Linked DNA regions of Mus musculus: region 2 is linked to region 1. A link is a contact called in ENCODE Hi-C or POLR2A ChIA-PET data. All regions are on one chromosome and are shown on one strand. Each heading gives the region's core, a stretch centred on a gene start or an enhancer-like site at or near the end of the contact. The rest is flanking DNA. Distances are from core to core; before and after follow the strand shown.

Evidence for each region. A loop is a pair of places that touch in the nucleus more often than their neighbours do. ChIA-PET counts read pairs that join two places held with the same protein, here RNA polymerase II (POLR2A).
Region 2: POLR2A ChIA-PET joins it to region 1 with 15 read pairs in embryonic stem cell. The contact joins the promoter of Birc6 here to the promoter of Nlrc4 in region 1. A Hi-C loop is called at or near these places in 1 of 37 maps with a recorded cell type or tissue (regulatory T cell). POLR2A ChIA-PET finds 5 or more read pairs at or near these places in 2 of 5 experiments (both embryonic stem cell).

Annotation. Positions count from the first base shown.
Region 1 is chr17:74,455,300-74,460,634 of GRCm38, reverse strand. Nlrc4 (NLR family, CARD domain containing 4) reads left to right here and starts at 1,527. Exons shown (of 9, transcript NM_001033367.3): 1 at 1,527-1,629.
Region 2 is chr17:74,526,935-74,532,157 of GRCm38, reverse strand. Birc6 (baculoviral IAP repeat-containing 6) reads right to left here and starts at 3,863. Exons shown (of 73, transcript NM_007566.3): 1 at 3,357-3,863. The coding sequence starts at 3,690. Gm31645 (a long non-coding RNA gene) reads left to right here and starts at 3,958. Exons shown (of 3, transcript XR_385765.4): 1 at 3,958-4,525.

The sequences.
Region 1 (5,335 bases), core at 278-2,777:
AGAGTCTCATGCATTATCAATCGTGTGGACACCTGACTAGCCTGGGCTAACTTGCCCCGACCCCAGTGACTGAGAGTACAGCTTTGCTGGAAACCAAGGTACAGAGATAAGTTTGTTTGCCTCTGTCCTCAGTGACAGTATGCTTGAACCAACCAAACCAGAACATTTCACTTTCCATCTTTTCTCTGTCCACCTCTTAATCCCCATTCATTATGAAAAAACCGAGTGAGGCATAGTGGCTCATGCCCACAATCTTCTTAGAAGGCAGAGGCAGGAGGATCAGAAGTCCAAGATAAGACAAGACATGCAAAAACCATACTGAGTGTCTAAAATACCAGAATTAAGAGTCCAGACAGAAGCTGATCAACTGATTAGAACTTTTTTTTTAAAGATTTTTATTTACATGAGTACACTGCAGCTGCCTTCAGAGACACACTAGAAGAGAGCATCGGATCTCATTACAGATGGTTGTGAGCCACCATATGGTTACTGGGAATTGAACTCAGGACCTCTAGCAGAGCAGTCAGTGCTCTTAACCACTGAGCCATCTCTCCAGCCCCTTTGAACTTCTTTATTATCCACTTCTGTGTCTGACCTATCGGGCAAAAACCTGTGGGATTTATTAACAAAGCTGGGTACCAGCTCATAACAACCCAGATGGCTCAAGATGGCCTCAGATCTGGAGTCTTTACCAAGGCTTTCTTTTCTTTGCTACAACCTGCCTACCCAATGTTTCCACCAATGTATTTGAAATTATGTTGATTGATGACTTTTTTGTTGTTGTTGTCCTGTTAATATAAAAGCTTCCTGAAACTAAGTAGTGATGTGCCTTTAATCTAAGCACTCAGGAGGCAGAGTCAGGTGGGTCTCTGTGGGGTTCAAGGTAGCCTGATCTATACTGGGAGTACCAGGGTAGCCAAGGGTACGTAAAAAGAGTCTGTCCCAAAACAAAACAAAACAGAATAACACACACACACACACACACACACACACACACACGCACACACGCACACGCACACACACAACCTTCATGGAACAGTTGCTGCTTTTGAACTTTGAGTACCCTGTCTTCCTGGGCCTTGTCATTCAAAGCTTTCTCATTCCCTTTGCTTGGAGAAATAAACAGTTGTTAACTCTTTTTTTTTTTTTTTAAATGCAACATACCTTTTAAAGATTTATTTATTCATTTTTTTTTTAATGTATATGAGTACACTGTTGCTGTCTTCAGACACACCAGAAGAGGGCATCAGATACCATTACAGATGGATGTGAGACACCATGTGGTTACTGGGAATTGAACTCAGGACCTCTGGAAGAGCAGTCAGTGCTCTTAAAGGCTGAGCCATCTTCCAGCCCCAGTTGTTAACTCTTTACCACATGAATAACCAGGAAGCAAAGAGTGCCTAAGTTCAAAGTCCCTACTTCCTGGCTACTCAGTCACTCCTTTTTCTTGCTACGTAATTATGTAAATACCCCGATTATTATGGTTCTTAAGCAAGAGAAGAACCCACCAGGCACTTCCTTTTTTCTACAGTTGTCTCTCATGGACAAAGAAGTTTGGATTAAGAAAGAAAGAAAATTACTTTTAAGACGACTTTTCCTTCGAAGGCAACTGGATTGCTTGGCCAGGTACCTCGGGGAGAGGGAATAGGTTTTTAAATCAGTTTTAGAGTCAGATCCTGAAATTAGAATTTAGGTCCACTGAAGCCTGTGTCTGTGAGGTTGTCCTGCAGTGGATGGTTTGCCCATTGGGCTGATTTGCCTGCAGGGAAACTTGGTTTGAGGGTAGGCAGTGTTGGGGGCGGGTGGTTAGCCTGGTTGGTCTGTTGGAGTTTAGCTGCGTTTTTCTGAGTTGGTGTTAAGGATTTGGAGCCCTAGAGAACGCCTTTGTATTTACTATGGAGACAAAAAGACTTAGAAAATGCTTTTTGGCCTCACAGGAAGGAAACCCAGAGCTGAGGGAGAGAGAGACTGCTTGGTCCGTCCAGTGTCCTGAGCCTCTGACAAGATACTTGAACTTGGACAGAAAAGTTAAGCAAGTCCCTCTTGGGGATAGGAAGAATGCTTATAGAAAGTGTGTTACAGACCTGCGTTGTGTGCTGAGGTGTTTCCAGCCCCAGTGTGTCTAGGAAGTGCTTTACAGACTTGAGTTGTGTGATAACAGATAAGGTGTGTCCATTCTTTATCTCAGAGCATCTTAATAACCCCGTTGCCGGGGTGGAATCAGGCTCTCCTAACTTCCCTTAACCTCTTTTATTCTTCCAGTCTCCCATTACTCCCACTTGTGCCTATAGACAATTTTCATACACTATTTACATAGCACTAAGAGTATTCAGTGAGCTGCGGGTGTCCAAAGGAGATCTAAGAAGATTCTAGATCAGGACATTTTTATACTGGAATGATAGATGAATCACAGGGACTGGTGGCCTCTGTTCCATCCGTCTTCCTGGTTAATCATCGCTATAGTCCCAGGCTTGGAGCAGATGTGAGTGCTAACAGTTCAGCAAAGGAAGCATAATCCAGAGGCAGGGGAGATGCTCAGGGGGAAGGGGCACTTGTCGCCGAGCCTGTTGACCAGAGTTTGATCCCTGGGACACAGATTATTCCAGGAGAGAACTGACTTTTGCTAGTTTTTCTCTAATCTCTACACAAATGCCGTGGCACTCTCGAGCACCCCTACCCACCCACCCACCCACCCACCCACACACACACACCAATCAACCAATGTGAAAAAAATTTACACATGCTGCCTTTCTGTAGCCAATTATATGAGTTCTTTCCCCCTAGTTGTGGGAGTGACACACGAGACGTAGGTCAAGAAGGATTTCAGTTTTCTGAGGAACTCACATCACGATCTGAAAGAACATTATCACTTAAGCTGGATGTGGGAGCTCATGGCAGTCATCTTCACACTGAGAAGGCTAAGACCAGAGCGTTACCATGAGTCTGAGACTAGACTGAGCTAGACAGTGAGTCCCAGGCCAGACGTGGCTATGCTGTATGACCTTGTTTCAAATAAGAAAGAGAATCTTATTTGCCAAGGCATGAACATAAGAAAAGGATCGCTTCCACACAATTCCGGTATTTTGGGTGGGTAGGAAGATTTTCAGGGCATGACTCCAAATCCAGATGGTCAAACTGGTCACAACTCCACCTTGTTTTGAATTGTATGTATGTATGTATGTATGTATGTATGTATGTATGTATATATGTATGTATTTGGTTTTTGAGACAGGGTTTCTCTGTGTAGCCCTGGCTATCCAGGAACTTAACTCTGTAGACCAGGCTGGCCTCGAACTCAGAAATCCACCTGCCTCTGCCTCCCAAGTGCTAGGATTAAAGGCATGTGCCTGGCTTGCCTTGAATTTTTAAAGAATTAATTTTTGTTCTTAACAATTATTTTTAATGTGTGGTGGTGGTGGTGTGTGTGTGTGAGTGTGTATATGTGTGTGTATGTGTGAGTGTGCGTGCATGCATGTGTGCGGGTGGGTGCACATAAGTGCAGATACTCATGAAGGCAGTTGTGAGTTGCCCAACATGGGTATTAGAAACCAAACTCAAGTCCTCTATAAGAGCAGTTTGATGGTTTGTACCTGCTTAGCTCAGGGAGTGGCACTATTAGGAGGTGTGGCCTTCTTGGAATACGTATGGCCTTGTTGGAGTAGCTGTGTCACTGTGGAAGTGGACTTTAAGACCCTTGCCCTAGCTGTCTGGAAGCCAGTATTCTGTTAGCGGCCTTCACATGTAGAACTCTCAACTCCCCCTGCACGATACCTTCCTGGATGCTGCCATGCTCCTGCCTTGATGATAATGGACTGAACCTCTGAACCTGTAAGCCAGCCCCAGTTAAACATTGTCCTTATAAGAGTTGCCTTGGTCATGGTGTCTGCTCACAGCAGTAAAACCCTAGATAAGACAAGCAGTATGTGGTTGGGTTTTTTCCCCCTCTTTTAAACTTTAAGTATTTTCGAGGTTATATTTTAATTACGTTTCTCCCTTCTTTTTCTTCCCTGTAAACCTTGCCATATGCCCCTCCCTGCTTGCACTCTCTCTCTCTCTCTCTTTCAATTTATAGCTTCCCTTTCATCAACTCATATCACATGCAAAGGTGTACTTATATATACATTTATATTCCCAAATATAGCCTGTTGAGTCGGTATGTTACTTGTATGTGTATCTTCGGGGTTAACCATTTGACGCCGACCATTTGATTGTCCCTAGGACAGGCTCCCTGCTTTACCAGGTTGTCTGTAGTTCTTCCTGTAGGACTGAGTCCTCATGGGCCTGCCACTCCCAGATCCAGTCCCCCATGCAATTTGGCTTGTTCGTTGGTGTCCTCCTTGTTCAGTTCATGTTTGGGAGGTGGTGTTGGTGAGACTCTATGGGTGTAGCTTCTGACATTACTAGAAGACGCAATCTCCCAGTAAACCCCTGATCCTCTGGCTCTTACAATCTTTCCACCCTCTTGTGGGTCTGTGTATCTGAGGCTTTCCATGGAGATCTCTGGCCCTGCCAGGTGCGAGGGTTCAGGCCCAGGGGAGAGAAGGAGAGCGGGGAGGGGGAATTGCCTCTGCCTCCACCTCTGCCTCTGCCTCCGCCCCCACCTCCGCCTCCACCTCCACCGCTTCTCTTCCAAACAAAACAAAACAAAACAAAACAAAACAAAACAAAACAAAACAAAACAAAACAAAACAAAACAAAACGCAACGCTGCACCAGCTCTGCTCTGAGTCGGGCCCTCACTGGCGGGAGGCTGACTAGCCAGCGAGGGATTCGAGGGAGCTTCTGCTGGCATTTCGGGAGAGCAGGTGGTCTCTTCCCTGGCGGTGGTGTTTCACAGCTCTTATGAAAGACACTCTCAGAAGAGTAGTTCTCACACACCTTTATTCCTTCTGGATAGGATCCTTAAATACAGTTTTGGGACTAGTCAGGGTCTGACAGCAGGTACTTCCAATTAGCTTGGTCTGAGAGCTTGCAGATACCTTGTCTACATGTCGGAGGGCTCTAGGTGCTGCCCCTACAGGATTGATGGCCACCAACATCTCTACAGGGTGGGTGTAGGGCTGTGGGAGGCTGTGGTTACGTGACAGAGGCTTGGTTCTGGGAGCAGGCAAACTCGTCCTGTTCCTTCAGGGTCTCTGAGGCTTCTAACCTTAGCTCAACCTTACCAGGTTTCCTCTTACAGTCCACTGCCCCACATCCCCTCTTATAAGATTTATTTCTTTTATCTCAAGTGTTCTGCATACTTATCTCTCTCTATATATATATTGTGCATGCCTGATATTCTATGGGGCGGGAGGATCCCTTGTAACTGCAGTTACAGATGTGAGTGTTGG
Region 2 (5,223 bases), core at 2,614-5,113, 69 kb before region 1:
AAGTCTATTTATACAGACTTTGTATCAGATACAGGTAATTTGAAAACACAGATCCAGAGACAGTTTAAAAATTATCACCACACTCAGGAGGTGGAAGCAGAGGTGGGTGGATCTCCTAGTTCAAGGCCTCCCTGGTCTACAGAGTGAGTACCAGGACAGTCAAGGCTACACAGAGAAACCCTATCTGGGGGTGGGAAGATTATCAAACTCAGAAACTCTATGTAAATCCTACTCCAATTCTTTAACTTCCAGTCTACACTAACAAGCTACCCACAACCTCTACAAACTGAATCCGAATATTATTACTGTAACCTAATAAAATTCCATATGGTTACCTAATTATTTATCCCCTCAGACAAAGGCATCATTCTCTAGTACAGAAAAGAAGGCAGTTCACTTCCCTTGAATTGAAAAAAAGGAGCTTTATTAGAACCATGGTCAAAGTAGTTATTTGCTATTTCTTAGAACTGTTACCTACAAAATAACTATTCCAGGTTAACCGTGGAATGCATCGCCCCTGCACCCATCATTCACACACAAAAATCCTACAGCCTCTGTTAAGCATAATTCATAAGAAACTTTAGTTTGCATATGTAAAATGCTTCAGAATTGGTCAACGGTTACTTCCAACTGCTTTCCTACAGTCCTTTTATTGTTAGCCCTAAACTTTCCTCTGTGTGTGTGTGTGTGTGTGTGTGTGTGTGTCTGTGTGTGTGTCTGTGTGTGTGTCAGAGAAAGACAAAAAAAAAAAAAAAAACACCCACAAAAGAGACAGACACTAGAAAGCTAACTCAGGTCCACTGGAAAAGCAGCATGTGGTGTTGTGTTAGACACTAAGCCATCTCTGGAGCTACACAGTTGTAACCACATACTCAGTCCTTATGCATGACCTTATACAAGTACATATTCTTCACTGCTGTCTAATACAACTATTTTTGCATTCATATCATACACCTTCAACCTTCCTCCTTTAACACTAAGGTGAACATTTCCTTCCTGTATACAGCAGGTAAATATAAAACCATTTAAATAAACATAGATGTACATATTGTTCTAGAACATGGCCTGCAGACACAAAAACATCCCAATTAAACTATTTAAAACTCCTGTACTCTTTCTTTCTTTCTTTTTTTGGTTTTTGCGAGACAGGGTTTCTCTGTATAGCCCTGACTGTCCTGGAACTCACTTTGTAGACCAAGCTGGCCTTAAACTCAGAAATCCACCTGCCTCTGACTCCCAAGTGCTGGGATTAAAGGCTTGGACCACCACGCCCTGCAACTCCTGCACTCTTGTTAATAAAACTTTTTGTAGAAATGCTAACACTCAGGCTGGACAAAGGACTCATCCTTGAAGAGTTTGCTGCTTTCCCAGAGAATCGGAGCTCCAGTCCAAACACTCAGGTCAGACACTCACAAGCTCCAGGGGACCCATACACTCTTCCTACTTCTATGGACGCCTGCACACTCATGTCAAACACTCACACACTCATATACACAAATACAAATAAAATAAAGGAAAACAAATCCAAGCCTGGAGTACTGGCTCACTCTCTTAAGCCTAACACTTTGGGGACAGATGTAGGTGGAGCTCCTGTTTGAGGCCAGCCATCAAACATAATTTCCTGTCTAAAAACAAAAACAAAACCAACCAATGAAAGAAAAAGACACCACTCGTCCTAAATTAGAAATCATGAAACTATTGGGTAATTGGTTAAAAGTATAACATGTATGAAAGTGACACGACCACATTTAACTCAGGGGAAAGGAAGAATAGAGTCAGTGAAATGTAACTCAGGAGCCAGGGGTTTACCCTGTGTATTTGCAATGTTTTTATTTCTTATGGCAAGTAGGGGACTACAGGACCATTATTTTTAATTCCTTTCCATTAAAGAGTCACCTGTTCATGAACATCTCCCTCTCAGACACAGCTGACAACCTGTTATGTCCAGTTGCAGTAAGCAAGCATTGCTGCTGCATCTGGACCATCGGTATTGTCATTTACCTAAGCCAAGAAAAGGGAAATTTACAAGCCTACCACCACCAAAAACTTTCTCTTAGGCATCTCTTAAATATATTACAGGTTTACATGCTGTAACTATACATAACCAGTTCTTTCATAAGTCAACAAAAATTAACATCTCTAATTTCATCTTTGTATTCCTATACTGCCATTTAATCTTATGACATTACTCACACAGTAAACTTATTCGTGTATGTCTGTGTAAAATAACACAAGGTGAATTGGTAGAACACATAATTACTTCCATTTGGCTAAGTGCACTTCGATACAATTTATCTCTGTGCATGAGTTTAAAACCCACTAATACATCAAATTCTAAATTTTAACCTTTAACGCCAAAATTAAGACACCATTCATCCACAAATGAAATGTCATCTCAGCAAATAACTTAGCTAGGGCTATCCCAAAACACTCCAGTATGTCCACTGAACGAGCTTTGACCTGGTACATCCTGAAAGTCCAATATGTGAACCAACGTCTCCACCACCCAAGTGCTCTCCTTCCAAGGTGGAGGAGACCCAGACATACTTACAACTACCAATCTCTAGCTCTCTATGCTAAAACAAGTTGAAAGGGCTTGAAGTTCCACCTAATTACAAGGGGCCTAGGCTTCTTGACACTGGAAGGAGGGAGCACTCAGAGCTAGAGGACCGATACTAACCTTTTTTTTTTCTTTTTTTTTTTTTTTTTTTTTTTTGCACTCTGCGAGTCCCATAGTCCAGCAAGCACAGTTCAGGCAGCTGGCCTTCCCTCTCCTACTGACCTCCCCATCCCAGTGCCCACTCCAGCCCGCCCCCTGTGCGAAAGCGCAACCCTCGGAGGTCCCCGCACCTACAGGACCAGACGACAACCGGCGGGCCGCTACTCGCCGGGAAAAGAGGGCAAGACAGCCGGCTTGGACGCTTCCCGCCCCTTGCCTCCGGCCACCCATCTCTCCCGCCACCGCCAAGACTGCCAGCCCTTCCCTCTGGTCCAGCCCGGAGCTAGCCCAAAATCTCGTCCAAGAGGCCAGCGAGGGCCCGGTCCTCACCAGCACCGACCTCCAAGGCCTCCACATCTCTCCCACAGGACCAGGCCGGTTCAGATGCAAAAGGCCCGAAAAGCAACTCGCAGCGCACCCCGCCAAACCGAGTTCCCGTCCCCAAAAGCTGCTGCTTTCCGAGTCCGAAGGTCCTCGGCCGTAGCTTCCGGGCCTCTCCGACCCTCCCGCTCCACGCTGTCCCTCCGAGGCCGATCCCGATCCCGGAGGCTGGGAGGCTTCCTCCACCAGCATCCCCACAACCCGTCTCCGCCCGCGGCCGGCCCAGCCCAGCCCCCGCCCGGCGTGCCGCGCTCACCGCTGAGCGCCGAGGCCTGAAGGGTGGCCCCGGACGTGCCGTCGATGACTTTGATGGTCCCGCGGCTGGTGACGGCCAGGATGGCGTTAAGCGCCGGGTGGTAGGAGAGGCTGTGCAGCCCGTCGGCGTCGCAGCGCATGCAGCCATCCCGCAGCACCAGCCACTCGGAGACCCCGGCCGCCCCCGCCCCTGCCGCCGCCGCCGCGGAGGAGCAGCTCGGGCCCGAGGCCTCCGCAGCCGCAGCCGCCATCTTCCGGCCTGCGCTCAGCACAATCACACTGGGAAGCCGCTCAGTGACAGTCCCGGGAGGTGCAGCACCACAGCCAGTCACCATCCGGGGCCAGGGGGCAAAGCGGAGCGCGTTAGCCGGAAGTGAAGTCAAGCGCCTGCACGCACAGGGAACGTCGCCCGCCAGGCCGGCCAGGCCAAGCGAGCTCGCAGGCTGGCGGGGGAGGGGAGAGAGGGCCGCACCAAAGGAGGGGCCGGAGCCCAGGGGGTGGAGCATGCGCGGGAGTGCCGATCTAGCCAGAGCAGAGGGAAGCTAATAAGGAACTTCCGAAGGCACAGAAAAGGCGGGGCAGGGGCGGGACCTGGCCTAGTAAGCATGCGCAGAAGAGCTCCCAGGGCCCGGTAGGCGGGCCTCAGAAGAAGAAGGGGGCGGGGCTGAAACTTTTTTTTTTCAAGCGCGGAGCATGCGTGGTAGGACTAGGCGCGTGCCACGCGCTGCTGCTCCAGCCAGCCCTGCGTCCTCAACGTCCCAGTTTCTTCCTTCGAGCCCCGGGAGTGGTATCGGCGGGAGTTCCGCCCTGCGCGTGGCAGGGAGGGTGGTGCTGGGCCCTGTGCATTTCCGCTAGGCAAACCCGAGCCCGCGCGACTTGTCTGGTACGCCCAGAGGCCCCTTCGTGGCCAGGGCGGCTGATTCCCAGCGGTTCCCAGCACGGGGCAGAGGAGGAGGGCGTTGCGGGGTGGAGGCGAGATCCGGAAGTAGGCCTCTATCATTGCACACTCTGACAAGCCTCTTCATTGGAACTGAACCTGATTTTTTTTTTACGACGCCTGCCCTAGTTTCAGATTTTTTTTACACTTGATCTTAGAAGACTGAGAAGCGATAGTTCCAAATCTTTTAATAAACAGACATGCTCATTAATGAGGTGCTGGACACATTACAGGTCAGCCTAGTGTAGCTCATTGCAAAGGATTTACATGATTTTTGGTGGGGTGTTGTGGATTGCCCTGGGGCTAATTATATTTGATGTCAATTCTGTTCTCCTGTGAGGAGTTGTGAACAAGGAATGAGTCAGCACTTAGGTGATTTCTTGTAAACCTTCCCACCTTAATTTGTAAAATAAAGGAAAGCTGATGATTGGGCAGAGAAAGGGAAAGTGGAGTGGAAAGAAAGGAAGGAGGTTTGAGACAGAGAAGGCAGAGGAGGAGGAAGAAGAAAAGCAGAACAGAAGAACATGGCCTGGAGAAAACGCAAGTTCTAAGTGGTCTCATAGATGTGGAAGATGGTAGTGTAGTGGTTGTAGATCTGCCCAATCTAGGCGCACAGCATGTATTCATACTAATTGTGTCGTGTTTTCATTGCCAGAGCATAATTGGGTTGGAGAGATTTGCTGTAACAGTGGAGTATCCTCCTTCGTTAGATTTGAAAGAACATCTTTCTTAAACTTTATGTTGAAACAGTTACTTGTCAGTCAGTCACTTGTAGTTACAGTGTAGCGGTGCCTGGGTGTGGTCTCGCATACCTAGAATCCCAGTCTGAAACAGTAATGCTAAGAATTCTGGGCAAGCCTGCGCTATTTAACAAGATCCTTTCCAAAAAAAAAAAACTTGAGGCAATAAAAAATTGTTTGGTGCCTGGTGA